Regions from separate parts of the Homo sapiens genome. Here region 1 is linked to region 2. A link is an interaction called in ENCODE POLR2A ChIA-PET data of the cell type or tissue named here. Cell type or tissue: GM12878. All regions are shown on one strand. Links, peaks and the distances in the headings refer to the core of each region. The heading gives the core; the rest is flanking DNA. Region 1 has its middle 67 kb from the start of MYLIP. Region 2 overlaps LOC105374949 (a long non-coding RNA gene).

Region 1 (15,824 bases), core at 5,290-13,289, 98 kb before region 2:
GTCCCTGTATCCCCATGCCTCTGTCAAAACCGAACCTTCAAGTTGCTGGGGCTTGGCCCTGCTGCCAGGGTGAGAGCCAGCTTGGCTGCTTGCTGACATCTCTGCATTCCTTTTTTCACTTTATGTTTGGCTTCTCTGGATTTCTTACTTTATTGCCAGCTCAGTGATGCACTTTCAGTGATTTTTCAAAAGCTTATCCAGCATTTCGAGTTATTTCAGAAGGCAGGTTGTCCAGAGTAGCTTATCCACAATGTTTCCAGAAATGGAAGACCTCAGTAGTTTCTATTCTAGTGAGAGGTGACAGCGTGCTGGCAGTCCTCACAGCCCTCGCTCGCTCTCGGCGCCTCCTCTGCCTGGGCTCCCACTTTGGTAGCACCTGAGAAGCTCTTCAGCCCACCACCGCACTGTGGGAGCCCCTTTCTGGGCAGGCCAAGGCCGGAGCCGGCTCCCTCAGCTTGCAGGGAGGTGTGAAGGGAAAGGCGCGAGCGGGAACGGGGGCTGCGCGCGGCGATTGCGGGCCCGCTGGAGTTCCGGGTGGGCGTGGGCTTGGCGGGCCCCGCACTCTGAGGAGCCAGCCGGCAACCCGGGCCAGCGGCTGCGGAGGGTGTACTGGGTCCCCCAGCAGTGCCGGCCCACCGGCGCTGCGCTCGGTTTCTCACCGCTTAGATTTCTCACCGGGCCTTAGCTGCCCTCCGGCGGGGCAGGGCTCGGGACCTGCAGGTCGCCATGCCTGAGCCTCCCACCCGCTCCGTGGGCTCCTGTGCGGCCCGAGCCTCCCCCACGAGCGCCATCCCCTACTCCACAGCGCCCAGTCCAATCGACCACCCAAGGGCTGAGGAGTGTAAGTGCATGGCGCGGGAGTGGCAGGCAGCTCCACCTGCAGCCCCTGTGCGGCATCTACTGGGTGAAACCAGCTGGGCTCCTGAGTCTGGTGGGAACGTGGAGAACCTTTATGTTTAGCTCAGGGATTGTAAATACACCAATAGGCACTCTGTATCTAGCTCAAGGTTTGTAAACACACCAATCAGCACCCTGTGTCTAGCTCAGGGTTTGTGAATGCACCAATCGACACTCTGTATCTAGCTACTCTGGTGGGGACTTGGAGAACCTTTGTGTCCACACTCTGTATCTAGCTAATCTGGTGGGGACGTGGAGAACCTCTGTGTCTAGCTCAGGGATTGTAAACGCACCAATCAGCGCCCTGTCAAAACAGACCACTGGGCTCTACCAATCAGCAGGATGTGGGTGGGGCCCGATAAGAGAATAAAAGCAGGCTGCCTGAGCCAGCAGTGGCAACGCAGTTCGGTCTCCTTGTGCAGTGTGGAGGTGGCAACACACTTGGGTCCCTCTGTGCACTGTGGGGGTTGCAATGCACTTGGGTCACTCTGTGCATTGTGGGGGTTTTATTCTTTTGCTGTTTGTAGTGAATTCTGCTGCTGTTAACTGTTTGGGTTCACACTGTCTTTATAAACTGTGTAACATTCATTGCAAAGGTCTGCGGCTTCACTCCTGAAGCAAGTAAGACCACGAACCCACCGGGAAGAACAAACAACTCCAGACGCTCCGTCTTAAGAACCGTAACCCTCACTGCGAGGGTCTGCAACTTCGTTCTTGAAGTCAGTGAAATCAAGAACCCACCAATTCTAGACACTAGGAAATTCTTTGTGGGCTTTCAAGGCTCAGGAAGGGAATTTGCACAATGAAAATAACTTAAGAACTGTGAAACTTAACCAGTTTTTTAAACTTATACCCTGTTACCATTATTTATTTGAAGTGTTGTTTTAAAGAAAACAAAAAATTTGTGAAGTTCTTTGCTTTCTAGGGAATGTTGGTCAAATTTCTGCAAAAACAGCAGAAATGTCTCTGAGCTAGAGGACCAACTGAAAGCAGAAGCGATAATCCTGTCTTCATGCTGATTTAGATGTTGACAGAAAGCTGAGTGTGAAATTCTGCAGCACATCACGAAGATGAAAAATCATTTAAGTTTGCTGAACCCTAATAATGAAAACTTGGAAAACCACCCAATAGAGGACAGTGATACTACTCACCAAAAATAATTGCTCCAATTTTATCAAGCTGCTGTCATGCCAATTTATATATTTTTAATTCCCTTAGTTTCTTAGGCCCAAACATGACAATTTAAAGACTTTCCATCTCAATTGTACAGACAACCATAGAGAGGTCTGTGATTGTATATGAAATGGTTCATGATTTTACATCACGAGATTAGAACTATATGTTCTTCAAATAGGATGAAACGTGTTCTAGACCTATTATGTAACATGCTACAGTTATATGCATAAAATAAATGAATCATTCTACTTCAAAGCTTTCTCTTTCTGACTAATGTTACTATGGAAGTTTTTCAACGACAGAAGTTTTGACAAGAGTTGTTACTGCAGGTTTAATTTTCTTTCATAGTTTTAAAAATCATTATTTATAGAAAATAAAGAGATAAATTTACCTTATTTAACCTGATTTGACAAACACTAACTGGACTGGCCTTTGTAAAATGGACAATAGGGCCAGAGGTGGTGGCTGACACCTGTAATCCCAGCAATTTGGGAGGCCGAGGTGGGAGGATTCCTTAAGTTCAGGAGTTTGATACCACCCTGGGCAACATGGTGAAACCTCATCTCCACAAACAATGCAAAAAATTAGCCAGACATAGTGGCATATGCCTGCAGTCCCAGCACTTGGAAGGCTGAGGTGGGAGGATGGCTTGAGCTTAGGAGGCAGAGATTGCAGTAAGCTAAGATGGCACCACTGCACTCCAGCCTGGGTGACACAGTGAGACTCTGTCTCAAAAAATAAAATAAATAAAATAAAATAAAATATAAAAATAAAATGGACAAGAGGCAGCCACAAAGAAGGCAGGGCATAACTAGTTAAAAATAACAAGCCCAGCCCCAAGGTGCTCACCTAACAAGGCTGAACTTAGCCCAGATACACCTTGACCCTGGCACAGCCCTGTTCTCTTTGCCTTCTCTTGGTATCAGTGGTGGCATGTTCTGTGTTGGCTCATCCTCTGCTTTGTGCCTCTGGCAGTGGTTCCCCATCATGAAGCCTTGACACCTAGCATCCAAGGTGTTCCTTCCCTGCACCCACCTTTCTCAGGGAAACAGTTGACATGGACTATGAAAATAGAAGGAAAACATTCTATCTAGCTGACCTGTAAAATTGTCTAATTTCCTTTAATGTTCTGGATTTCTAAACATTCTTATCTGATTTTATGATAAGATTCAATCCACCAAATACTCTGTGAAAGATTTTTCAACCGGTAAGAATGAAGGGCAAGTTCCATTTTGACTTTGTAAGGAATAGGCAAAAGCAATTTCTAATGTAAGTTTCCCTTTTGCGAAAGAAATGAGTCTTACTGAAGTCCTGTGCCCTGTTGCTCATATTTCTTCTTCATGTTTTGTGTGTGTATGTGTGTGTGTGTGTGTGTGTGTGTGTGTGTGTGTGGTAAAATACACATATCATAAAATGTGCCATTTTAACCATTTTCAAGTGTACAGTTCACTGGCATTATTTCAAAATTGTTCTGCAAGGCCGGGCACGGTGGCTCACACCTGTAATCCCAGCACTTTGGGAGGCTGAGGTGGGTGGATCACCTGAGGTCAGGAGTTCGAGACCAGCCTGGCCAATATGACGAAACCCCATCTCCACTAAAAATACAAAGAATTAGCCAGGCATGGTGGCAGGTGCCTGTAATCCCAGCTACTCAGGATGCTGAGGCAGGAGAATCGCTTGCACCTGGGAGGCGGAGGGTGCAGTGAGCTGAGATTGCACCACTGCACTCCAGCCTGGCTGACAGAGCAAGACTCAAAAAAAAAAAAAAAATTGTTCTGAAAGCATCACCACAATCCACCTCTAAATTACTCTTCATTATCTCAAACTCTGTACCTTTTAAACAAGGACTCCCATTTCCCCCCACCAACACCTCCTGGAAACCACTACTTTCTGTCCCTATGAATTTGATTATTCTAGGTATCTCATATGAGCAGAATCATACAGTATTTGCCCTTTTGTGACTGGCTTATTTCACAGAGCATAATGTCCTCAAGGTACATACTTGTTGTAGCATGCATCACACTTCCATTCCTTTTTGTAGCTGAATATATTATTCCATTGTGTGGATGTACCGTATTTTTGTTTATCTAGTCATCAGTTGAACACAGTTCATTGTTTCTATCTTTTGGCTTTGGTGTGTAATGGTGCTATGACCATGAGTATACAACTATCTATTGGGATGCTGCCTTCAATGCTTTTGAGTTTATACCTAGAAGTGGAATTTAATTTTTGAGGAACTGCCATCCTCTTTTCCACAGTGGCTGCTCCATTTTTCATTCCTACCAGCAATGAAAAAGGGCTCCAATTTCAGCCAGGCGCGGTGGTTCATGCCTGTAATCCCAGCACTTTGGGAGGCTGAGGTGGGTGGATCACGAGGTCAGGAGATCGAGACCAACCTGGCTAACCCGGTGAAGCCCCATCTCTACTAAAAATACAAAAAATTAGCCAGGTGTGGTGGCAGGCGCCTGTAGTCCCAGCTACTGGGGAGGCTGAGGCAGAAGAATGGTGTGAACCCGGGAGACGGAGCTTGCAGTCAGCCGAGATCGCACCACTGCACTCCAACCTGGGTGACAGAGCAAGACTCTGTCTCAAAAAAAAAAAAAAAAAAAAAAAAAAGGCTCCAGTTTCTCTACATCCTCACCAATTATTATCATCTTTTTTTTTATAGTCATCATCCTATGGGTATGAAATGGTATCTCACTGTGGTTTTCATTTGCAGTTCTCTGATGATTAGTGATATTGTCGCTCTCTATGTTTTCGGACTTGATGTGTTCTTATGTGTGTGTTTGTTATGGGAGAGACTATCTTGCTAGGGATGCCTTTGACTTGGGGAACAGGTAAAGCTCAACACTCTCCCATTTCTTTTCAGAAGGATTTAATGCACCTCAATTATCCTTGAACAGATTCGAGGAAGTGGCTAAGCTTGTGGCTACATCATCCACTTCCTTTCATTCCCAAAGAAAATGAAGTGCCAGCCATTTCCTTCCCTTTGTTCTTTCCCTTTGAGCACTGCCCTTAGGGTAGTCGTCCCCTAGGTTCAGCCAGCATGAAAGACGTTTGAGAAGGGCTGAGGACAGGTGGGCAATTAACCCCAGTGCTCAGCTCAAACAAACCCTGTGGCTGAGCATGGTGAATGAGGGTATTACTGCAGAGGGAAGGCACCTAATGTGTCACAGACAGTATCACGCAGGAGACCAAATGGCACAGCGGATTTATGACAAGAACAACTGCCTGCATGTGGACTGTGCTTAGGAAAGCAGATGAGTACGGCACAACGCTGGAGCTGGAGAAATCATTTGTTAGTGAAAAATGTGCAAACTGGTTAAAAATAGTTTCCATGACCAGGGAACTAGAATTCAGGTGGGAGCCTGACAGCTGCCACATGTCAGCCTTTTAGAGGCTGTTTTCAAAGACGTGTTGGAAAACAGAGACTCCATTCTCACGGCAAGTTAGCTTGAGAAGAAATTACTAGACAGAATCATTGTTTGTATTAACTTGAGGATGACTCTCACTAAGCAATCTGATGCTCTTTCCTATGGGCCTTAGCCAGACCTAGAATCTGCCTAAAAGGATACAAAGTTCACTAATTTAAAATAAAGAAGTGTGATCTAAATTACTCAATACCGTATTTAAAATAAGTGAAGTTTTAGCCAGTAATATACGCCGACGCAATTTTCCAATTTTTACCGTAATTAATACATTAAATGTGAGTGGCGCTGCTAAGGAGTGTTTTGCTTTCTTGGTAAGTTAAATAACCCATCTAAATCCTTATTCATATTTAATTTGCTAAGCAATCTGTTTCCTCATAGATGGTACAAAGGTAAAGTTTAGCTCAGTTCTTGTGTGCATTAGTGGGATTTAAACTATTAAGATTTTACTGCAGAGACGGAACCACTATGCCAGGTTGAAATTTCTATTGTGAACATCTAATTATCCCATACATCAGTTGCAGGAATATTGTCTTTGGAATGTCAAATTATACTCACTTCATGGTTTCTTTTACTTTTGTTCAGTAAAAGATTTAAAATTGACTCCATCATATTTAGGTTTTGGACTTATATTTTAAACACTCTATAAGTCGACAATTTGTCTGTGGCTCATCTTCTTTACATCAAAGTAGGAGGTTTCCCTAACAGCACACACAAGCCTCAAATGGTATGAATAGGAATTCAACATTTTTATGTGGCTTTTTTCCTCCCTCTCTTCCTCTTCCTTCCCTCCCTCCCTTCCTCTCCTCCCCTCCCTCCCTCCTTCCTTCTTTCCTTCCTTCCTTCCTTTCTTCCTTCCTTCCTTCTTTCATTCCCCTCCTCCTCCTCCTCCTCCTAGCCCTCCTTGCCTTCCTCCTCCTCTTCTGGTTGACTTGGTAATTTGGCACTCTCTCATAACAGCAGATCTTGTTTAGGATCTATTCTATAAAGGAGGTTGCTTCGTTATTCTTTTCAGCCCAGATACCAGTATTATGGTGGTAATTGCCAATTGGTCATCTACTTAATTATACCTTAAGCAGAGCAGATCCCATATTCCGGAATGACATATTAATAGAATATTCTAAACTGTTTACTATGCAAAACCTACCATCAATAGCACACAGGATGGATACAGAGTGGCTCTGGTGCTTTCTAACAATTCCTCCCCATGACAAAGCTGTGCCAGGTGTGGCTGAGAGGAGCACCATGGTCCTGGCTTGGTCTTGGTCTTCTCTCTTTGTTAATGCCTACTTGGCCTTTGATCTTTCATGATCCATGCTGGCCCAGTTGTTCACATCCTGGACTTGTCAGTTCAGAAGAAAGTGTTCTCTTGGTTATTTTAAATACTTGTGTGAATGGTGGCTCATGCCTGTAATCCCAGCACTTTGGGGGGCTGAGGCGGGTGGATTATGAGGTCAGGAGTTCAAGACTAGCCTGGTCAACACGGTGAAACCCCATCTCTACTAAAAATACAGAAATTAGCTGGGCTTGGTGGTGGGTGCCTGTAATCCCAGCTACTTGGGAGGCTGAGGCAAGAGAATCGCTTGAAACTGGAAGGTGAAGGTTGCAGTGAGCCGAGATCGCCCCACTGCACTCCAGCCTGGGTGAAAGGGCGAAACTCCGTCTCAAAAAAAATAAAAAATAAAAATAACGAATGTTCTGTGTCTGTTTTTATTCCTCAAAACTACACGTTAATAAAATGAACTATTTCCCTAATTGGGTGTTATAAATGTATGCAAATGCTGAGTTGCAACCTCCAACTCTATAAAATGGTTTAGCAATGACTAATTACAATGTATTTCCTCTGTGCTGTGGAGAGGGATTGCTGGTGGATGGACTTATCTGGCCTTTACTTTTAGTGGAGGCATTGCCCTCCATTACTGAGGAAACTTCTTCTAGAATACTTTTCTCCTAGATGAGTTCTCTGACCTCCTTTAAGTCTTTTCACTGAAGCTCCTCATTTGATGCTGCAAACTGTCCTCCCCAATTCCCTTACCCTGTTTATCCTGCCTTGTTTTTTCTTTACCCATAGCATTTACCTCTTACTCACCTCCAATTACATTTATTTATATTCATTGGGCTTATTGTGAAGGTCCTCTCCCAGGCCTGCAAAACATAAACTCTGTAAGGGTGGAAATCTTGGTCTATTTTATTCACAGACTTATCCCAAGTGTCTAGGACAGTGCCTGGCATACAGCAGGTGCTCAATAAATATTTTGCTGAATAAATTTAATATACAAAATATAGCAAATCATAATTGCTGTTATTTATTGTGTACCTCCTATGTTTCAGGTGCTGTACTCACTATTTTTTTAAACACATTATCATGTTTGATTCTTCCAACAACCTTGTGATGTTGGTACAATTATCATTATCATTACTTTACATGTGGTAAAACTGAGGTTTAGAGAGGTGAAATCATTTGTGAAAATTGCTCAGCTATTAGAAATTAGACCAGAGATTTGGGCTAGACATGCCGACTCCATGCCTGACTTCTTAGTCACTCTCCTATAATGGCCTATAATAGCAGCTACATAATGTGTGGGCCAAATGACAAAGGAAAACGCAGGTTTCCTTGTCAAAAAACTCTTCAAGTTTCAAGATGGTGGCAACAGAGCATTAAACAAAGTGCAGGGCCCTGTGTAACTGCACAGGATGTATTCATGAAGCCAGTACTGAGCTAGTCAATGTACATCCCCAGCCATAGCAATTGAGGGGCAGATGCTGCAATTTCTTTCATCCTCATTTCAGGATGGCTGGCATCCACTCTAGTTTTGAGTTAGAAAGAAAAGCTGAGATTAGTTCACTGGACTCATTTGACAGAGAAACAAGTCTTAGTGAGGTGCTACTTATAAAGGGAAACATTTTCTTTATGCTACCGTAAAGCTTAAGCATATCCAAGAGGCAGTCCCCTTGGTATTGAAAGGGACCATAACAACTAGAAGTAGACATTTTTTACTATAATCAACAGAACAGGAGTCATCAGTGGTACTTAAAATACAGATACTTCACTTTGGGAGCCCAAGGTGGGCGGATCACGAGGTCAAGACATCGAGACCATCCTGGCCAACATGGTGAAACCCTGTCTCTACTAAAAATACAAAAATTAGCTGGGCGTGGTGGTGCACACCTGTAGTCCCAGCTACTCGGGAGACTGAAGCAGGAGAATCGCTTGAACCCGGGAGGTGGAGGTTGCAGTGAGCCAAGATCGTGCCACTGCACTCCAGCCTGGGTGACAGAGCGAGACTCGGTCTGAAAAAAAAAAAAAAAATACAGATACCTGTCAGGGTCTTAAAGCAAAGAGAATTCCAGGTTTTCCTCGTGATGTTACCTTCATTTGCCTTCATATGCACTTTCTTAAAAATGGGTGATGTGCATCACACTTAAATATATCATTTATCTAGTGTGTTTGGTAGAAAAAAACTTGAGCCCACAGCTTCAGATAATTGTCTCAGGTTGAAATATCCTTCCCTACATTCCTCCCTACCTACATTTCTCTTAGATTTCAGGGTCTGATTGAAATTATGGCTCCTCTGTCTGACCTGTTTGAATTTAACCTAAATCAACACACATTTGTTAAGTAACACTTTGTTCACTGTATAATAGAAAGGTGTAAAACACATCTTCTCATATAGATGACACCCTGCACCACCCCTCGCATTTGACAACTGCTCAGGAAACATTCTTGATTAATTCATTGCTTACCCAATGTCACCTCCTTTTTTACAAAGAGAAGGTAAATTCATTCACGATGATGATGAACTCAGTTAGAAATGCTTACTCCCTTGGACCCTCTTATGGGTAGGAGTAGCCATGTGACCCGGATTGGTGACAAAATTGAAGTCTATAGGGAGGGGCTTCTGGGACTCTATTGTTTATGTCATGAAAAGAGACAGGCTCAGCTACACACTCCCTTTTCTTCTTCTCTTCCCCCTTCTTCCTACACCATTTCTGTACCTGTGTTGCAGGACTTTTCCTCAGCTCAGCTAAAGATGGGATCCTTGTCTGTCCCACGGCCATGAAAATTTAGGTTCACAGACAGTTTGAAGGGTGAGTAAAACAGGGTTTTATTGGATAAAAAGGAAGAAAAGAGGGAAACAGGGACTCTCCACAAGGCCAGAGTCTCCTGCTAGATGTCGTTTGAATCCCAGGTTCCACACAGGAAGAGGAGGGGCCAGGCTCCTCCCTGCTGCAAATGTTGTGAACTTCCTGTGGCTCCACCTCAGTGGGCAGGCTGGTTGGAGTTTCTCCAAGGACCCCCTCCCACCTGGCTGTCTCACCTGCAGTACCCAGCCTGCAACCACGAAGACAAAAACCACAGTCAGGACAGCAGAGCAGGAAACTAGAAGGACCCTGGTTGAAGGACACTCCATGGCTTCCTCAAGTCTCTGCCCTGCTCTGCGAACATGTGGACTTTTTATTCAGCTAGAAAAACTAAAGCCCCATTTGGTGAAGCCTCTGCAGTTGGCTTTTTGTTACATGTAGCCCAAAGTGATCCTAACTGGTACATCGTGGACACCATAGAAAGCCCTATCAGAGGGGAATCTAGAGCCAACGGAACCTAAGGAGAGAAAAGGAGGCGGAGAAGACGAGAAATTGGCTGTGTCACAGAGGCAACTGCACGGCAAAACATCTCTGTACATAAATCGCTGGGCAGAGCCGCCTCTCCTGTCCCTTCTCATTTTTTGTTTACTTACGAGCAGCTGAGCAGCCCAAGCTTTCCCCTACACCGACAGGCACGTCCAAGCCTCTTCCCCCTTCCCTCGGGGGCCTGGAGCACCTGCTTGAAGAGTCAGCCTCCCTTTGAGAATAGTTTAACATATGAATTTGAAACTAGTTGAAGAAGAAACTCAATCCCTGAATCATTAGCCTAAGTATCTGGCATGACAGAATGGGTCTGTTCTAGCAGTGAGAAATGACCTTGACTGTCCTTGGATGGTAAGGGCAGAAAATTGAAAATAAAACTCTTTTGATTTTTAAAAATATAATAAAGTCCTCAAAATAGCTATATCCTTTAAGTCTCTTGATTTATTGAATAATAAAATAAATAGGAAGTACAAGGACTTTACTTTCATAAAAAAAATCTATTCTTCTAAGTATGTAGACCCATATAGCAAACTGGAGCTTGCTTTACTCATTAATTCTATGGTGTGTATGAGTGTTTCCAGGTATTTGCTTTCTTCTCAGGTCATTTAAGATTATTGATTCTTCCTTCTCTAGTGTAGAGCTCAATTCTCCAAAGACTGGTTAGCAAAACATTTTCCAGCTCACGTTGCCATTTAAAAATGATTATGCTCAGTGTCTTCAGCTTAAAGTTTCCCTTCTTGGCTTCCATATGCTAACAGTTTGTACACTTCTCTTTTTTGCTTTCTTTTTTAGGGCGGATTCTACAGTCTTCAGCCCTTTTGCTAACATTCCCTGACTGCTTTCTCCTGGTGGCTCAAACAGCAACAGAGACAACGGCTAAACCAGATAAGCTACAGAGATTTGTTTTTTTCCGTAACCAAAAGTTTCTGGGGACATAAGATCATTGCAAGTAGTCATGTGTAGTCTTTTGGCTCAAATGTAAAATGCTAAGTTACGCATTAGTTGTTGCATAAATTTGCATATTGATATATACAATCCCAACGACTTTAATAGCATCACAGATTAGCAGAGACAGATGCACACAGACACACACAGCCTGACATTCAGAGACTCCCAGGCAGAGACAAACAGCCCAAGGAAAAAGTGGGGATGGCTCACCAGGAGCAAGGACGATTGGAAGGAACACAGGTTTTTAAGGGAAAGATGGAGGGCCTGGGTGGGCAGAGGGTTCTCCCCAGCTCTTGCTTTATGTAACCTTCTGGTCCTAGGCCCCCACTCCCATGCCCTGTCCTTGGAACTTTCCACTTGATCCTGAGCAGAGGGCAGGAGGGATGATTTACGTCGGTCTGGCATGAATCAGAAGATCCTGAAGTACTAGAGTCCCAGAGGAGCATTTAGGCTTGTTTTAAGAAAAGGAGAGGAAGATTCTTAAAGGATGATATTTCTGCTTGTTTGTTTTTTGTTTTGGTCTTTCACTCTTCTATGGCATCCAAATATAGAACTAAGGTCTTGGCTGTCTGCACACCTAGAAGCCTTTGGCACTCTGCCAGCAAGGATCAGGCCCTGAAAGAAGATTCCACACTGGTCTGATTTGCAAACCAAAGCCCCAATTGATTAATTTACTGAGGAAAATAAGCACTTCAGGGTGCCACCACCAGAGAGTCTACGCCCTTCTAGGAACACAGGTGCCTGGGAAAAGTCATTCATAATCAGGACAAACAGCAAGGGATTCTTTAAGGAATATCTTCTATCTGCTTTGAGAGGCTACGTGACACTACCGCCACAATAATTATATATTATACATGCCAAGTAGGCGCAGCTCAGTGCTGGAAACATATTCTTGAATTCTTAGTCTTGGCCTCTCGTGTCTTAAGACTTTATTCCCACCATCTTTTGTTTTTGTGTTTACATTGGATATTGAAACATCAACATTTTTAATATCAAAGAACATCTTTCACTCAATAAACACGTATTGAGTTCTCAATCTAGGCTGAATTCTACAACAGCACTTAGGGACTGCAGTGGAGACAAAGATGGATAAGACACAGGGCCAGGACCTAGAAAACTCACAATGGTGAGGGGAAGATTACACAAATACACGTGGCTGTACCACAGAGGGAAAATTACTTTATATAAATATCCAGAATGTGCTGTAGGGATTCAAAGGATGAGAAATGGAATCTGTTTGACGAGATGGAAGGAGGCTGATTCATAGAGGCAGCATTTAAGCTCAGACATAAAGAATAGCTATAATTGTAGTGAGCAGAAATGTTCAGGTGAGTCAGTAGCAAGGAAGTGAAGGAGAGGGAAGAGAGGAGGAGGGAGAGGGAGGTAGCCCGTGTGGAAGAAGGGGATGGTGTGTAGGCACACCCGATGTTCTGTTCAAATGCATGCCTCATGCTTGGGCTGGAGGTACAGAGGATGTTCAGGAGAATCGTGGGAGTCAGAACCTGTTGGGCCTACGGTGGACAGCCTTGATGCCAGGAGCTTCATTCTAGGGACACTGGGCACTCACAGGGTTTTGCCCAAGAGAAGGCTGTGATCTGAACTCCAGTTCTAGAATATTAATTTAGTCTCAGTATACAGAACGGACTGGAGAGAGGAAAAATAGAGAGTGAGGAGGCCACTGTGGAAGGTGCTATAGGAATTCAAATCAGAAATAATGAGTATCTGCCTGAACCAGGACAGCACAGTAGGAATTAAAAAAAAAAACAGTGGGCCGGGCGCAGTGGCTCATGCCTGTAATCCCAGCACTTTGGGAGCCCGAGGTGGGCGGATCACCTGAGGTTGGAGTTCGAGACCAGCCTGACCAACATGGAGAAACCCCATCTCTACTAAAAACACAAAATTAGCCGGGCGTGGTGGCGCATGTGTGTAATCCCAGCTACTTGGGAGGCTGAGGCAGGAGAATCATTTGAACCTGGGAGGTGGAGGTTGCGGCGAGCCGAGATTGCGCCATTGCACTGCAGCCTGGGCAACAAGAGCGAAACTCCATGTCAAAACAAAAACAAAAACAAAAAACAACAGTGGAGGTGATATAAGAGATAGAGATAGAATCAGTAAGTCTTGGCAATGAGCTGGATGCAGGAGGTACAAGAATGAGTCAAAGACGACTAATAGAAGCTAAGATTTACTGAGGCTGTGCTAAGCACTCTTGAATTAATGCATGTAATATTCTTGAATTAAGCGCTTACATGCATTAATTCATTTGATTCTTCTAATGACTCCATGAAGTAGATACTATTTGTGTCCCCATTTTATAGATGAGCAAACTGAGGCACAGAGATTACATAATTTTTCGGGTTGGCATAGCTAACAGGAGTCAGAATTTCAACCCAGGTCTTTCTCGAGTCATCTGTCATACTGAGTTCCCCACGACTGTGTTCATTCCTACTCCAAGCCTTGCATCATGAAGTTCCTTGGCTGGAATGGATCTTGTCTCTGAATTTATGCTTTCTGGTCTTGACTCACAGAAGCAAAGTGAAAGTAACCATGGTCCTGAAGACAAATCTAAGCACTCAATCGATGTGGGTAGTGTTTTGGAACAAATAGCAGAAAACTCTACCATTTTATTCATAAGGGCAATTTTTAAAAAATTCTATAATGGCAGTTGGTATCATGATTAAGGTTTTCATTTTATTTATTACTTTGTTATGGTAAAACAAAACAAAACAAATCCTGCCTGAATCATCTTCCATGTGTCAGTAGAAAGGCTTTTTCCTATCAGTACCCTCGGTGCTTTGTAAATCTTTTCATAATCAACCTTGTCTTAACTCAATGGCATTGTTCCCTTGGGCTCTGGACTGGGTCTGAGCTGATCTAGGATGATCCAGGATGATTAGAGACCATCTTCATTCCTCCAGCACTGGCCCACGGACTCTCACCAGCTCTAGCCAGTTCTCAGGGTTAGACTCTTGATTTGCCTTTTGTCTTTCTGCTTTCTTTTTCATATGGAAACTACAGCACTAAACATTCTTTGTTAGAATTCAGGTGTTATGAGGAAAATCATAGTGTCGCTTTCTTAAACACATGGTATGCCAGCAGCTTTCAGAGCGACAAAATGCAGCTTTATTGAGTAATTACAGTCTGTCCTCTGCAAGTAAGGAACTCATCTCACCAAAAAACAAAATGCTGGCATTTTCTTTAAACTAAGGAGCTTTTTATGGCTTGCTGGCAACCTATTTCACTGCCCTAATAATTGGAATAGTCACTGCAGTAACAGTCAACTGCTCCCATATTATGAACAAGAGCAGAACAAGCAGGATCAGCTGAAAGAAATCATATGAGTGAATGCCTGTGCGTGCATGTGTGTATGCCTGTGAATATGTCCCAGAAACTGTGTGTGCATGTGTGCATATTGCGTATGTGTGTGTGTGTGCATGTATGCTTGTTTTTAAATTTAAGCCCCAAATAATTCAGTAGTGAAAAATGCCCCACACTGACTGGGCTCACACCTGTAATCCCGGCACTTTGGGAGGCCGAGGCAGGCGGATCACCTGAGGTCAGGAGTTCGAGACCAGCCTGGCCAACATGGAGAAACCCTGTCTGTAATAAAAATACAAACATTAGCTGGACGTGTTGGCATGCGCCTGTAATCCCAGCTACCCGGGAGGCTGAGACAGGAGAGTCTCTTGAACCCAGGAGGTGGTGGTTTCAGTGAGCTGTGATCATGCCACTGCACTCCAGCCTGGGCGACAGAGCAAGGCTCTGTCTCAAAAATAAAAATAAAAAAAGAAAAAAGAAAAATGGCCCACACTACAGAGTAGTAAATTATGAGGTGGCTTTCTTGCTGTGGAACAATGGGCCTCATGATTTTACACCAGACCAATTTTTTTTTTTTTTTGGCAAGAGGAAGTCTTTGTTTAATAAATAACTGTGTATGTAGGGGGTACTACCATCCAGAACACCCTGAAAGGCCACCAGCTTACCTGCACAGAATGTCTCAGAACAGGAAAGGAATGGGGACATCTTGGCCACCTACCACCTCTGACAGGGCACCATTGTCCCATTCTACTTGGTCCCTCATGTTCCCGATGGTCCCTAAAAATGGGTCAGGCTGTGTATCTTTCTTTCTCTTGGAAGCTGAATTATACCAGATTAACATTGAAAAGACCTCTGTTCTTCTAAGTTGGTTTTCTTTTCCTTTTCCCTCATACGACTTTAAATTAGAGTTTCTATGAGTTACCACTTCAAATTGCTTTTCATAAGAAACCAGTCCGAAAGCACGAATTCTTCAAGCACAATAAGAGTTGCATTGGAAGTTTGCTTTCATCCTAATCATCTTGCTTCTTTTTTGTCTAGAGGGTAGGATCAACCTTGGATAGCTCTTACTATCGTTTTCATTCATTTAGCATAGAAATAAAATGTTGATAAGTACCTTTTGAGAGGGAGACATCTTGGAATTAGTTACTTAGTACCATTACGAAGCAGTCTATATGGCTTCTTAATAGATTGATCTTGTCTTTTAGGTCCTGGTATATTTCTCTTCTAGAGCCAGCGGTTTTTAAACTTCATCTTGCATCAGAATCACCTGGGAAACTTTACAAAAACTTGTAATGTCCAGTGATTCAAATTAAATGGGGTAAGGTGGAGCCAGTATTTCTGTACTGTTTAAAAGCTCCTAGGATGATTCCGATGAATCAGAGGAAGACTACAAATCACCATTCCAGACCCTAAACCATTGGCTTTAAAATCACT
Region 2 (15,824 bases), core at 3,869-11,868:
ATAAGTCATAATCTTAGGAGAACACCTTGAGCAAATTAATCCAAGGTGGAGGAGCTTCCATCTTGTTTCCTTCTCAAAGTTCTGAGAGGGGCTGAGCAGCTGATGGGAACTCTAGTTTTGTCTCTTGGGTGCCTCAGTGTCTCCATTACTCGCAGCATGGCAGGCACAGTAAGAATGAAGAATTTTCTCTTTCCCTCTCCATATCTCCTCCTTTAAGTTCTCTGGTTAAATAGAGGTAGGGGAAGAATAAGCAGGGCTGGTATTCAACCAATAAGCCCCTTACCAATTATTTACCTCCCACTGGTGGTCAGATTGGTCAATGTCCTGCTTGTTATGCATTTTTTAATATTATCCCTGGAAATAAACAACCTTTTACAGTGGCCACTCTTCTCTGCCTTCTGTTTTTTGGTTTTAGGTTTTGTTTTATTTTGAGACAGGGTCTTACTCTGTTGCTCATGCTGGAGTGCAGTGGAACGATCACAGCTCACTGTAGCTTTGACCTCCTGGGCTCAAGTGATCCTCCCACCTCAGCCTCCTGGGTAGCTGAGACTATAGGTGCCTGCCACCACACTGGGCTAATGTTTTTGTTTTTTTTTTCATCTTTGTATAGACAGGGTTTCACCATGTTACCTCGGCTGGTCTGGAACTCCTGGGCTCAAGCAATCTCCCTCCCTCTGCCTCCCAAAGTGCTAGGATCACAGGCATGTGCCACCACGCCAAGCCTCCCTTCTGTTCTTGAGTAGCTGTGAGATAAAACTGTTTGCAAGAAATAAAGGAGAGAACTCTTTACTGAAGTTTTTGAAATGAAAAATCACCTAGCTTACCAAAGTAGGAGTATAAAGCAGAACTGGAGTGAGTGGGGCTGGTAGGAAGTCCCAGAAACACAGAGGACAGCCATGGGGGAGGAGCACACAGCAGTGGTTCTCCACCTGGGTTGCACATTGGATCACCTGAAGCTGGCTGGGGCCTGGGCAACAGGATTTGTAAAACTTTCCCGGTTGTTTCCATGTGCTGCCCAGGTGGAGAACTACTCCGCAGAGCTATCTTGGCAGAGGGAAGGCTGAGAACCACAAATTAGAATAGACGTATAAAGACATGTCTGGCCAAAGAAATCTCAAACATGTAGGCAGCAATGCCTTAGAGGCACAGACTCATGACAAGGGCATGGGTGCCTTTTCAACAATTATACTGTAGCCTGTGGTTAAGGCTATGATAAAAGGAAGCCAAGAAAGTCCAGTGAAAGCAAAGATAAATCCTTTCAACACAAGGTGGAACGATCAGTGCTTAGAGAAAATAATCAAAGGGTACTTTTAAAATTATATTCTTAAAAACTCTTTCATCTTAAAAGGATTTTAGATTTACAGCAAAATTGGGGAGCTAGAGCTTGCACATATTCCTTTCCCAGTTCCCTGTTATTAACATACCACTGTAGTCCATTTGCTACACTCCATGAACCGATATTGGTGCATTCATATTAACTAAAGTCCATACTTTATTCAGATTTCCTTAGTTTACAGTTAATGTCTATTTCTGTTCCAGGGTCCTCTCCAGAATGCCACGTTACGTTTAGTCATCATGTCTCCTTAGGCTCTTCATGGCTATGGCACCTTCTGTGACCCTTCTTGTTTTTGATGGCCTTGATGGTTTTGAGGAGTGCTAGGTATTTTGTAGGCCATCCCTCAGTTGGGACATGTCTGATCTTTCTCCTCATGGTTATATGTGGTTGTGAATTTTGGGGAGGAAGATCACAGAGGTGAAGTGTCATTTTCATTGCATCATATCAAGGCTACGCACTATCGACATAACTTATCACTGTTGACCTTGATCTTGATCTCCTGGCTGAGGGGATGTTTGTCACGTTTCTCTGCTGCAAAATGACTCTTTTTTTTCCCCTTTCCACACTTTGGAAGGAAATTATATGCATAGCTTCTACTTAAGGAGTGAGGAGTGAAGTTCCCTGGTCTTGAGGGAAGAGTATCTACATCAATTAAAGAATGATACATAGTTGTGTTTGTAGCCACCAACAAAATGCACAGAACCTTTTCCCAATCCAGCCAGGCCCCATCGTTGAGGTTGGGCTTTTCAATATTCTCACTCCTCTGACAACTAGAACCTGACCGCCTCTGACTCAGACCTGCTGCTGTGGGTCCCATTTTTTCTGCCATCTTCCTTCTGCAGCCCCAGCATTCTTACCACAGGGCAAGGTGGAGAATCTGGGATTCAGAACCCAAAAATGAAAACACCATAGAAAATGGTGGGAGGCGCCATGTCACGGATTGAATTATGTCCTTACCAAAATTTATGTGTTGAAGTTTTTAACTCCCAGTACCTCCGAATGTGATCTTATTTGGAAGTAGGGTTGTTGAAGACGTAATTAGTTAAGATGAGGTCATACTAGAGTAGGATGGGACCTCATTCCAATATAACAGTGTCCTTATAAAAGGGGAAATTTGGCCACAGAGACACGCGCATAGGGAGAATGCCGTGGGAACATGAAGACAGAGCTCAGCATGATGCATCTACAAGCTAAGGAATGCTAAAGACAGCTAGCAAACCACCAAAGCAGGGAAGAGGCCTGGACAGACCCTTCCCTGGAGTCTTCAGAGGGAGCATGGCCTGGGCCACCTTGATTTTGGACTCTGGCCTCCAGAGCTGTGAGAGAATGAATTTCTCTTGTCTTTATTTTGGCCTTAATAATAATATAGCCATAGGAAACTAATACGGACTCCAAAGACCTTCCTCCCCATTACAAAGGGATATAAAACCTTTTTTGTTTGTTTGTTTTTTGAGATAGAGTCTTGCCCTTTCACCCAGGATGGAGTGCAGTGGCACAATCTCAGTTCACTGCAACCTCCGCCTCCTGGGTTCAAGTGATTTTCGTGCCTCAGCCTCCTGAGTAGCTGGGATTATAGGCGCACTCTACCACACCTGGCTTTTTTGTTTTTTTGCTTGTTTGTTTGTTTTGTTTTGTTTTTAAGTAGAGACAGGGTTTCACCATGTTGGCCAGGCGGGTCTTCAACTCCTGACATCAAGTGATCTGCCCACCTCGGCCTCCCAAAGTGCTGGGATTACAGGTGTGAGCCACTGTGCCCAGCCTCAAAGGGATAGAAAACCTTTTTAAAAGCCCATTTAGTTGATTCAGGGCCAAAGTAAATTCCTGAACACTTGTCCATTACCTTATTCAACAGATGTCTACTGAGAGCTGGCGCTGTGCTCAGAACCCATGAGAACCCTGATGAGCTGTAGACCCTTAAAGGCTCAGCCATTAGTCTGGGGACGGAGACACTGCAGAGACAGGGTGGCATTTTATTTTACTTCCTGTAGCTCTTACATTTCAGATTCTGTACCTAATAAGTGCAGTTAGTGTATTTCTCACTTACATAGGATCAAGCAGAAGGATCTTTTAGATCAGTGTCCCCAGAAAACAGACCTCGAGACTGAGATTTGTGTGAGGGAGTGAGTGCGCACTGAGGAGTGACTGTTCTTAGGAAAAAGACCTGCAGGAAAGCAAGGGAAGGAGAATTGGGCAGAAATCAAACTGTGATGTAGCTGCAATAAAGATCTCAGCCCATCCTGTGGGGAGCTCTGGAGGAGGGATGACCCTTGAGAGAGGTCTTACTTGAGGCAAGGGGACTGGGCCTTTATACTCCTGCATTGGCTAGTCATTAAATGGAGAAAGTGCCCAGCAAAGGACATAACTTTGGGCCAGGCAGCCTGCTTCAGGCAAAGCTTAAGGAGAGACTTGCCCATGAGCTCTCAGCAGCCAACACTCCCAACAGCTGGAATAGTAAGTGCTTCAGTCCTGAGCAGAATTCTGGATAATGCACCACAGCGTTCATGTCATTGGTTTTCTGGATGCAAAAATAAACATTTATTGGCCAATATTTATTAAGCACCTAGTGGAATTAGCAGACTAAAGGTAACTAAATCGGCTCCCTGAACTGTCTTGCTGGCAGGCCATAAACACAGAGACAGGGAATGCTTAGGTTGGAAAAATCAGAATGGGCAATGTCAGTTAACCCTAAGAAAGGTGGCGCAGAATCAAACAGGCCAGGAACAAGCACCGGGTACGTTAACTCCTAGATTTCACAGAAGCAAGTTGATGTGTTCTGTCTTTTTTCAGGGAAACTGGCCCTGAGCACAGCTGTGAAACAGACATTGTTGGGAAAACTCTTCTTTCTTCTGGCACCCACCCAAGCACCTGATCCTTTGCAAACTGTGCTGTGCTGCTCGGTTAGCCTGGGTTCCTCCTGAAGGCAACAGCCCAGAGCCTTAGCAGAACTGTGGTTGGCTTGCAGGAGCTTCTCCCACATGGAATGAACCCCAGGCCTGAAAAATTACCCATACAGAGCTGCCGGTGGCTCCTGCCTCTAACTTATAGCCATCAAGGAAGACAGTGCCTGCTTTCTAATTCCATGGAAATCCATAACCCCTACACCAGGGCCAGCCTCTCCTTGCTGTCTGTAGGAGCTTCCTAGAGGTGCCATAGCAAATTACCCCAAACCAGATGGCTTCAAACAACAGCAATGTACTCTCTCACAACCCTGGAGGCCATAAGTCCAAAATCAAGGTGACAGGAGGGGCCATGATCTCTTCAAAGGCTCTAGGGGAGAATCTTTTCCATGCTTTTCTCTTAGCTGCTGGCTTTGTTGGCAGTCCTTGGCATTCCTTGGCTTGTGAACGTGGCACTCCGATGCCTGTGTTCATTGTCGCAAGGCATTCTCCCTGTGTCCATGTCTTTTCTCCTTTTCGAAAGACAATGATTATATTAATTAAGACCCACCCTACTTCAGAATGACCTTGTCTTAACTTGGTGATATCTGCAAAGATCCTATTTCCAAATTAGGTCACATTCACAAGTACTAGGGATTAGGACTTCAACATATCTTTTGGGGGGACACACTTTAACTCATACATTATCTAAGGCTACACTGCCTACTCTAATTCACTAACATGTACTAGTAGAAGAAATCTTGACAATTTCTTCAGAGCTTCTCAGCATAATGTCTTCATTCTTACACTTTAGCAAAAAATCGAAATCCTGTGGCTCAACTTCTGAGATCTGTTGTATAAATAGTATCTTGCGTGGTGCCCAATAAATAAACACCTTTCTTTCTCCTGCTGCAAAACTTGGTGTGTATATCTGGTCTTACCGCACCGGGCAAACAGACCCTAGTTTAGTCTGGGATATTGGGAATAATCTTATTGCAGGTAATAGGACCAAGATAAGCCAAGGTGAAACAAAAGGAAAGGTATTTTGAGATATCTGGGGTCTCAGTGGAGTCTCTCCAATAAAAGGTACCAGCTTCAGCTATTCTTGGGCAAATTCCATGTATTAATTTTACTGGTTGAACAGATTATATCACTAATTAGACCAAGACTTGATCTTGATTCAGAACTACCATTCCTAGACTACAAGCCTAACCCTCACTGGCCTTGTCACAAAGAGGAAACTGCTCAAAGACGCCAGTGCAAAACCCATCCCGGCCACTGAATCAACCAAGCCAAGGATCTTCTGATGAGATTAGGTCACAGAAGCCTCCATATTGATGAAGGATCCCATCCTATCCTCAGCAGTCTAACTTTAAGACTGTCACATTTTTAGGTTTTTAAATAGAAATGATGATGAGCTACTCCAGCCAACCATGCCTTAATATGAACCACTGTGAAACTGACACTAGAGGTTGATGAGAGGTGCTGTAGATTTCAGAAAAAATGAAAACGTGAAACAGAGCGGGGACTCACCTCTTAGGGACCTGTGCCCACCCTCCAAGCATAGAAATGAAGGAAAATCTTGAGTTTCTTCAAGTGAAATTCTAGGTACCTAGCTAGCCCAGAAAAGTAAATAAGCGACTTGATAAGCAAGAAGGTAATTGTAGCCTAAAACGATAGCCATGGAAGCTAGAATCATGGGATGTTTGGTTCCCCTACAGAAATTAAGATAATATCTTAACACATGTTTCCAGAGTTGCTTTTCAGAAACTTGACCCCCACCAGAGGGATCTGCCCACCATAGACCTCAGATAAGGGGGACCTAGGGACTGAACTTTGAGCCCCATTCTTTGTTCTAAATTTCTTCCTGAGGGGCCTGGAGAAAGTCACACCCACGAGCTAGAATCAACATTCTTTTCTGCTGACCCTAAATTTTTAAATAAAGCTTTTGCAAATCAGAAAATCCTTGAATCTACCTATGACTTATAGCCACTCCCCAAAATATCCCACCCCTTTAGTACAAAACCAAGGAATAAGTGCCATGTATTGATTTATAATTGTGCCTGTAACTTCTGCTTTCCTGAAATGTGCCCCTAACCTACAAGCCATCAGGGAGGTCAGGATTTAAGCATTGGCTGCATAGTCCTCCTTGCTTGGTGCCCGATAAATAAACACCTTTCTTTCTCCTGATGCAAAACTTGGTGTGGATATCTGGTCTTACCGCACTTGGCAAACAGACCCTAGTTTAGTTCTAAAACAAAAAAAAAAGGGACTCACATTTATATTTTATAGATGAAAGACTGAGGAAGAGAAAATAATCAGTTGTTTTTAAATTTGATTTCACATGTAATTTCAGACCCGCTTAACTGCTGCCTGAAACGTATTCAAAGAGATGAAAGTACAGAAGAGTTCTAGCCTAAAGCCCAACAGCAACCGTGGAGAGTCCAGGAACCAACTCATCAGCCCTGTCAGAGCTCATCAAAGATGAGATGTCTTCCAATTGTGGTGAGGTTCATGATTGTCTTGAAAACCAAAACACAGCCGAAAACAAAGACCACAGAGAAAAGTATGGCAGCTGAGCAAGCTGTGAACTGTTCCTGTTCAGAAACCTCCTGCAGGTTAACCAGAGTTGGAGCCTAATTCCATCACTTATAAAAGTGGAGCTGCTTCAGACCTTTCCGAGGAGCAGGAAGTGTAATGGCCAGGTCAAAAATCCCAGTTCTAAAACTGCCCAGACCTTGGGCAAAGAAATTACTTAATATCTCAGAACCTAGTTCTCTCATCTATAAGATGAAATTATTAATGTAACAATATGTATTCTTATAGGATTGCTGTAAGAATTAAATAGTGGTACAATATGCTAAATGTTTGCTATTATGTATATACCATGTGCTAGATATGCAGTTGCTGTTCCCGCCATGTACAAGATAAAGCACCTCTGAATTAGAGATGTTTGTATCTGTTGCATCTTTAATCCATCTCATAGACATGTCTACCACCTGGACACACACTTGCCTTGTCCAGTACAATTAACTCAAGCACTGTGGATCAAGACTGTTGCATGGTATTAGGTTAAATCTAGAAGTAAATGGAGGCTTATCACCAATGGGTGTCGGAATTCTCATATTCCTCAGGTTAAGAATAAAAATGTAGCACAGCTCCAGAAGACTTAACCTCATTCCAGATATGAATCCATGCCATGTGACAAGGTCAGAGCAATACGGTTTCACATAGGTAAATATAAATACCAATTAAAACAAGTAAATAAAGAAAGAGGAGAAAATACCCTTTGTTCTTATTGTTTTCCGTTTTGTGTTTTAGTTCAAAAATTTTCGAGGGTCTTCTGACTCTGGTGACTTAGGGTAGAAGGGACAATTCAGAGAGCTCCAAGAGGACATAGAAGAGCCTTGTCCCCTTGGGAGGCAATGGCTACCAAAATACTTAGTAACTAACTCGGTGCTTTTAGGGGGAAATTTGGGATTATGTCTGAAGAAAGCAGCAGAGGAGATCTACATTAAATAGGATGCTGGCGCTGAAATTTGGAGACTCTCCTTCAGTTCTTAAGGTTTAGAATTACCCAATAGGGCTTTCCTTCTCTCCTAACTAAAAAGACTCATTTCACAGCCTGATTTTTGAAATTCTTTCACATTTAATCACCTAGGAGTCAGGGCCTCTACAGCAGATCAGAACATTTGCAGGATGTTAATGACCATTTCCTGTTCATTTTTTGACTCTGCAGTGAAGGCTTTTGTTTCTGTAGCTTTTCCTGCCGTTGGCAGCCCTTACACACACACATACACACACACACACACACACACACACACACACTCACTCTCTCTCTCTCTTTCTCAGGGGTTAAAGTCAGCCTCTACTCTTTGTTGAGGGAAAGAATACATCTCTCTCTCTCTCTCTCTCTCTGTCATTCTCTTTTTAGAGGTTTTGGCCAATTCTGCTCTTCACCTCCATACTCCCTACAGACTGCTCCAAGCCACCCCCAGGAGATGCAGTGTTTGTGAAGTCAAACTACTGGGTAGGCCCGCCTTACCAGGGCAAATTATATCCTGTAGACACACACATGTTTGCATACACATACACAGTTTTGTCCAAATTATTTTTTTTAATTGCATAAAGGGCAGTCTCAAAGGGAAAAATGATCACAGAAGGGCAGCAGGTAGCCAGAAGGGTATGTCTGTCCTGTTACATGGCCTTGGTGGTGTGGTGCCCCACTGTTGAGAAGGAAGGGGAATTCCTACATTAGACTTACTTTTGACTCTAAAGCAAGAGAAGTGTGAATGTATAAGCCTTGAGACAATGAGCCCACACCCTCTTAGATTTTAGCACAGACAAAAGAAGGGAAACAATGAATTTCATTCAGAACAACAATGGATCTGATCCAATAGCTTGAGAAGGGGACATTTCAGAAGAGCAGGAGCTCATGGGACCTACCAAGGACAGACAGGACACTTTAGCTCTCATCAGAGTCACAGGGAGCAAGAGGGGAGTAGCCCACTGCTGGGTGCATACAGCACAACGCTAGCGAATAATGGAGAGAAAGCAGGATTACTCTATCTATTCACTTTCTATTTTCTCTACCAAGGGAAATAAACTTAAAGTAGAAAGGATAAGATGAACATTATTAAGAAAAAATAGGTCACAAGATAGTAGGAGGATTTCAGCCTTAAAGACTTCAAATTGACAGCTTTGTGGGGCCTTTTAGCTCAGCTGGAACTACATTTCCCAGAATCCCCTACCCTGCATGGTTCCCGGCAAGGGCCCAGCAAAGATACATTTGCACCACAGTTGGAAGCCAAAAGGGAAGTGGCAGCCTTGTTCTTTCCCCGCTCTGAAGGTGGGAGGAGGATCACCAGGGCATCTGAGGCATGCCGCTAGTCTGCTGGCTCATGTTGTGGGCCTGCAGAAGCAGCCAGATGATCCACTCCTTCAGCTCTCAGACCCAGGCAGCACATGTTTAGGTCCTTGAGCCAAAGGGGCCAGACTTGGAGACAACACAAGGCAGAAGATGGCTCCAGTCTGTCCTCACTTCCCTGCTCTGCATCTGCCTTGCCACCCTGACCCGCTGCCCTGCAGAATTCAGACTCCAACACCAGATGTAAGACAAGCGTCCGCAAGTGCCTGAAGTCAAATCCCTAGAATGAATTCTTGATTCCACCTAGTATTTGTGTTTCAGTTTGAATCCCAATGGATATAGATTATAACCCAAGGAACTAGAGAAGTTGCAATTGTAATGATGAACTTCTTTTGATTTTATTTCAGAAATCAGCTCAGCACAGAAGAGATGAGCGTGTGTACTACTTTCCAAAAGAGGAAGTGGATTCAGAAAACTACTTATTTTGATGGGTCAGTGAGAAAACAACAAAAACAACAACTCTGTAAACTACTTAGAGGTTTATTCTGAGTGAATATGAGTGACCATGGCATGGAGAACAGTATCAACAGGTTCTGAGAAAGTATGCCTGAAGTGGTCAGGTTACAGTTTGGTTTTTATGTTTTAGGGATACAGGAACTGTAAGTAAAATCATAAATAAGTGCATTAAAAATGTACATTGGTTCAGCCTAAAGAGCCTGGATGTTTTGAAGGTGAAGTGAGGCTGACAGGTTGTAAGTGGATTCAAAGATTTTCTGATTGTCACTTGGTTAAGAGTTAAGCTTTGTAAAGCCTTGAAGTCAGTAAAAAAGAATGCTTGAGTTCTAAGGGTAGCTGTGGAGACCAAGGTTCTTGTTACGTAGGTGAAGCCTCCGGGTAACTGCTTTCAGAGAGAATAGGTGGTAAATGTCTCCTTTTGGACCCTTAAAGGGGTCAGAGTCTTAATCTCCTCTAGACCTGGGAAAGGCTGAACCGTATTAAGCGAGATTCTCTGCAGTTCTCTGCAGTTCCCCCCAAAAGATGGCTTCACAGTGCCATTTCAAAATATGTCAAAGAAATATATTTGGTAGTAAAATATTTTTATTTCCTTCAGTCTGCCATGTGATGCTACACCAGAGTCAGGCTGGAATTTGGAATTTTATTGCCACGAAGAGTCTGTTGTGTCAGTCTTATGATGTCTGTTTTAATGTTAATGCTGGTCAGTGCTGCCTGAACTCCTAAAGGGAGGGAGTACGATGAGGTGTGTCCAACCTCCTTTTCCATCATGGCCAGGAATTTGGTTTTCAGACTTCTCTGGGATCCCCTTGGCCCATAGGGGGATTCATAATTGGTTAGGGGGCTTAGGATTTTATTTTTGTTTTACAGATTTTAGTCCCCCCAAATTCTCAAATAGAATTTAAACCTATGGATTATGAACAATCAAAGGAAAAAATGAACATGGTGATAACTAGACACAAACATGGATTTATTACAGATAAATTTTGTCTAACTCATTTGATTTGGGGTAAGAGTGTTAAGTTAGTATATCAGAAGAATTAGATAGTTATTACTATAACCATAATACTCACAAGGAATTTAACAAAAATTTTCTCACATTCTTCTTAAATATAGACTAGATTCTAGTTAAGTAAAATGTACAGCATGGGCTGGGCATGGTGGCTCATGCCTGTAATCCCAGCACTTTGGGAAGCCAAGGCAGGTGGATCACAAGGTCAGGAGTTCAAGACCAGCCTGGCCAACATGGTGAAACCCCATCTCTACTAAAAATACAAAAATTAGCCGGGCGTGGTGGCACACGCCTGTAGTCCCAGCTATTGAGGAGGCTGAGGCAGGAGAATTGCTTGAACCTGGGAGGCAGAGGTGGCAGTGAGCCAAGATCACACCACTGCACTCCAGTCTGGGTGACAGAATCTCAATGTTTTCAAGTCTTCCTAAAAGGAAGGGGTCCCATTAAAACCACCTTTGCAAAAATTATAACAGTGAGAAAATTATGGCAGTCGGGGAGATCTGACCTAGCCAACCCCATCTTGCCTTTTGCCTTCAAGCTGCCCTTAGTTATTCCTGGGCTTAGACCAAACTAACTTTGGGGGACATTTAGTTTACAGTTTAAATGATAATAGCCCTTCCCCCAAATTCAACTGCCTTTGTAAAGCTAATGAGAGACCACCAGTGTAGGAGGATAGAGGAGCCTGAATTCTGCTAAGGTGTAGACATGAATGAATGCCAGCCATTATTCTGGAGGTCACAGGCTATGCAACTTCCCATATTACTCCTGCAGATAACATCACTATTGTAGAACCTAAGATTGGCCCTTTAAGATATCTTTTCAGGTTTTTTGCAGGTCTGACAATCGTTGGCTCCACCTGGACCCACTAACCACTCCTGTGGCCCCACCAGAATGACTGAGTGCATAGGAGGACCATTTCCCACACCCCTGTGATTGCACCCCCAAACAATCAGAGCAAGCACCCATTGCCTAGCCATCCCCACCCCTTAGCCCAAACTACCTTTGAAAAATCCTGGCCCCTAAATTTTCAGAGAGATTGATTTGAGTAATAACTCTGTCTCCCATGTGGTGTGGCCAGCTTCATATCTATTAAACACTTTCTTTATTGCAATGCCATGGTCTGATTTTATCTGTACACTAGGCAGGAAGAATCCATTGAGTAGTTACACACTTTGCCTCTATCCTTCTCCTTCCTATTGGTTAGATTAGGGATGTAATGGCTGGAGCTCCAGCAGCTATCTTAACCCATTGGGTGGTCTTAAGATCATGTTATGAAGCCGAAAGAAAGTAAACCCTTGGGTCCTTAGTACCTGTCACAGTTGCTATACTAGCTGTGTACTGCTGGTTTGCAGGTTTACTTTAAGTGAGAAAGAACTAAACTCTTATCTTATTTATTTATTTATTTTCTGTTACATGCAGCTGAACTTAACCCTAAATGATACTGAATGTAAACGATGCTATTGTGTCAAAAAGTATGTCTCAGACTAGAGGAGGATTTCCAATGGCTTTGTATTTGGCCAATATTTTTATTAGTTCACTTAATAAACACATGAAAGATCTTGCTATATTTTCAGAGGAAAACTCTTGGAGGCTCAATTATATTTTAAATAATAGATAAGTATTAAAAAGAGATCACAAGAGAGGGGAACCATGGGTCAAAACTAAAAAGATAAAATTTCATAAGGATAAATATGAAGTCTGGCTTAGGGCTAAAAAATGACTACAGCTTGTTTGCAAGTTGAGAGAACCTACCTGAGAACTCTTAATATTCAAAATAAGCAATATAAATACAGAGTTCCACTATCCTTGTGCTAGTATTATGTTAACACAGTCCTGGATATTACATTTTCTAAAAGGTCATTGTTGGCTTAGAGTGATAACTTGAATGCACATGTTTATCTCTTCTCCCCCATGGACCTTGGTGTATCAAGCAGAGCTGTGTATACATATTTTTTTTTGTCCTTTTTAATGGTATACGCTGGTGTTTTCTAATCTTTTGTCAATTGGGACACACCTATTGCTGAGTTCCAGTCATCCATTTACTCATAAATTCATTCATTCACTTAACACTTGTTGAGCACCTATTTTGTGTTCTGCCTTGAGACTGTATTGATATATTAGCACATGGCCACATAGGGCATCAAGGATGAATAACAACAGTATTTATGAAGGAAGACTCTTCCTTTCCCTCTAATCACGCCTTTAACAACCCTAATCCTGGAGGCATCAGAAATAGTGGAGAGGAGATAGAGGCACAGGGAAGTAACAAACTACATTCCACTTCTTTGCTGCTGGTGCCTGGTCTGAAGGTCCAGTCTGAGCTGCAGGGGAGAGAGAAGCATTGTGTCAAGTGTAAGACTAAAACTTAAATCTCATACTAAAACAGGCATTTGAATGCCTAAAAGATTTTGGCTGATATGCTGGAAAAAAGAAAAAAACAAAAAACAAAAACCGTCTGCTGAGTTTAAAGATAGTAATGAGGAAAAAAACAACCCAAAGCTGTTTTCTGGTTGTGCCCTGTATGTTCAGCCTATTCAATGAACCTTGACTATATACAGAATAGGAGGAAGAATAAGACAATAAGACACCAGTAAGAGTGATTGGAGGAGGGGAGTGGGTGGCTGGAGTTTGACAGGGAAGGAAACACACTTGTATCTTTTGAATTCTGTACTGCATGCAGGTATTGCCTATTCAAGAACCAAATGATTTTTTTTTTAAAGGACTTAGATGAAAAGGTGGACAAAATAGAGCCTCTTCAGAGGAGAAAGCCTGGAAGGGCACAGGGTCTATTCCTCATGTTAAGAAGGAGTGGTTGATAGATTGGAAAATGTTTGCCTAGACTTGGGGGTGTGGGGATGGGAAAAATGGGTGGTAGATGGAAGGTATTTGAAGATCCACCTTAGTCTATGTTTATTTAGAAGACAGGACTGTCACAGTAGGTAGTTAGGCAGACTTGAGCAGGGCAGGAGAGGGTCCCCTGAACCAGGATTATCAGGCGACCATCAGGTGATGGTCAGGCGGTTGTTTGTTAAACTGCCTCTCTAAAATAATAATGGGTTGCAGCCAGCGTCAGGGAAAGGCAGTCTCCCAATACACAGAAAACACCTGAAACTGGTGATCAGCAGCTTCCCAATAAGATCTCAGGAGTTGAGCAAGTGGGCTTAAGCATGCACACTAAGAGGCAAAATGGAGGCGTTTACCCGGTGTATGACCTCTAGTGTTCCTCTAGGAACACTCTGCTGGTAACGGAAGAACCTCAAGTGATCATGAGCACAGCTTCAATAAACACACTGCACGTGCAGCCCCTCCCAGGTGCTGGCAGGCCACCGGGCACACGGACAGCCCACCCCAAGGGAAGAATCAGGAGAGAAGTAATGCAACCCCCTGGAAGCATGCCAATGTATACAACCCCAAGTCAAAGGTCAAATCGTCATGCACTTGAATCTCTCAAGTCGCCCACTTGGCTCTCTTCCAAGTGTACTTTACTTCGTTTTGTTCCTGCTGTAAACTTTTTAGTAAACTTCCACTCCTGCTCTCAAACTTGCCTCCGTCTCTCCCTCTGCCTTATGCCCCTTGTTGAATTATTTCTTCTGAAGAGGCAAGAATTGAGGTTGCTGCATACTCGTATGATTTGCTGCTGCTAACAGGACTAAGATCAAAGAGAAGACACCATAGAGTTGTAAATATTGAGTCAATTTCACTTTCCTTTTTAGGTATGAGCTTCCATCATGGAGGGATTAATGACAAGAGGTTCTATTAAGTTTGCCCCTTTGAGTGGAAAGTAGCCTAAACTACTAAAGTCACTTTCAACCTCATTCAATGACAGTGGGGTTTCAACTCGGTATACACATGAGCCTCAGGTCTTTTTGATGTTAACATCTGCTTAACACTGTCTTCCTAAATCCCCACTGTCCATTCTAGTGACTGCTCAGGTTCAGTAATCGCGGCAAAAGGGACAGAGGAAGAAAGGGAATAGTGGGACGATTCTAACACACCAACTCCAGTCAGCTAGTTGCGCTCACTCAGAACCAAGGAAGTCTGAAGGAATTCCATGTGCTGCTACATACACTAAGGAGGAGGAATCCATGTCTATCAAGGACTGTGAAGGGTCTGAGATTTTACCCTGTTTGCAAGCTAACAAGTGAGCCTGCCACAGTTTCATTGATGCTGGCAGAAGACATGAGACTCCTAGGTTAGAGATAAAGGACTTTATCACTCATGGCCACAGTGGTTTCCCTTGCCTCTTAAGTCCCGTGAGGGCAATGCGGAGGCAGGCCCAGGTGGATGGGTGTTGTACACATAGTGGGTCTGAGAAAACTCAAGCAGAAGTCCTCAAACTTATAAGGGGGAGGCCGTAGTAAACTTACCCAACCTTTGTCCCAGAGAGATATGTTATCCATTTTATCATAGTCAGAAAACCAATCTGTCCTCTTCCCTGGAGAGACGTATATCTTCTGTGGCTCTTTGCTCTATAAACATCCTTGGAAAGATAGTCTGGGATAGAATCTATCACAAGATACGTAGAAGCACCATAGAGAATTGCCCCAACAGTGTCTCCTTGTATGGGTGAAGTTCTGGACTAATCTATTTGTGTCGTGGTTGGATGTAGAACTGCCAGCTGGCTACACAAGTCTAAGCTCCAGTTAATATTTTTTGGACCAAGGAAGCAAAGAAAGGCCTCAGGTTTGGACGAACCTGGATTAGAATCTTAGCTCTGTCATTTAACAGATAAGTTATTTGCTTAGTGTCTCTGATCCTCGGTGTTCTAATTTGTAAAATCAAGCCAATGATACTTACCTCATAGTGCTGCCATAAGGATTAAAATATATTATATGCGCAACTGAATACAGGTTAGTTCACCACCTAATATTCTTTGATTTTTACTTTGAAAAAATAACATTTTGGGGCCTGGGCATGGTGGCTCATGCCTGTAATCCCAGCACTTTGGGAGGCTGAGGCAGGCAGAGCACTTGAGGCGAGTAGTTCAAGACTGGTCTGGGCAACATGGTGAAAATCTGTCTCTACAAAAAAAACACAAAAATTAGCTGGGTGTGGTGGTGTGCACCTGTAGTCCCAGCTACTCAGGAGGCTGAAGCACTCCAGCCTGAGTAACAGAGCAAGACTCTGCTTCAAAAAAAAATTAAAAAATAACATTTTGGATCCCCAAATTGTAAGAGACTTATAAAGACATGTACAAAGTCAGCTGTCTTTTCCTGTGAT

Evidence for each region. ChIA-PET counts read pairs that join two places held together with the same protein. Peaks named below come from ENCODE experiments on the same cell type or tissue, not always from the same donor. Only the 100,000 strongest peaks of a DNase experiment are listed, where the experiment ranks them.
Region 1: POLR2A ChIA-PET joins it to region 2 with 5 read pairs; 2 of 35 experiments call an interaction of 5 or more read pairs at or near these places.

The regions. Positions count from the first base shown.
Region 1 is chr6:16,054,218-16,070,041 of GRCh38, reverse strand. No RefSeq gene overlaps it. Among named protein-coding and RNA genes, the nearest start is that of MYLIP, 67 kb to the left of the region's middle. RefSeq lists enhancers at 4,018-4,758, 4,759-5,500. In GM12878, for the core only: no CTCF peak of the experiment used is centred there; no DNase peak of the experiment used is centred there.
Region 2 is chr6:15,954,682-15,970,505 of GRCh38, reverse strand. It overlaps LOC105374949 (a long non-coding RNA gene), which reads left to right. Exons shown (of 4, transcript XR_926532.3): 2 at 6,569-6,717; 3 at 9,487-9,570; 4 at 13,834-14,011. Among named protein-coding and RNA genes, the nearest start is that of LINC02543, 32 kb to the left of the region's middle. RefSeq lists enhancers at 7,740-7,809, 8,874-9,168. In GM12878, for the core only: no CTCF peak of the experiment used is centred there; a DNase peak (open chromatin) is centred at 7,945; H3K27ac peaks cover 1,856 bases.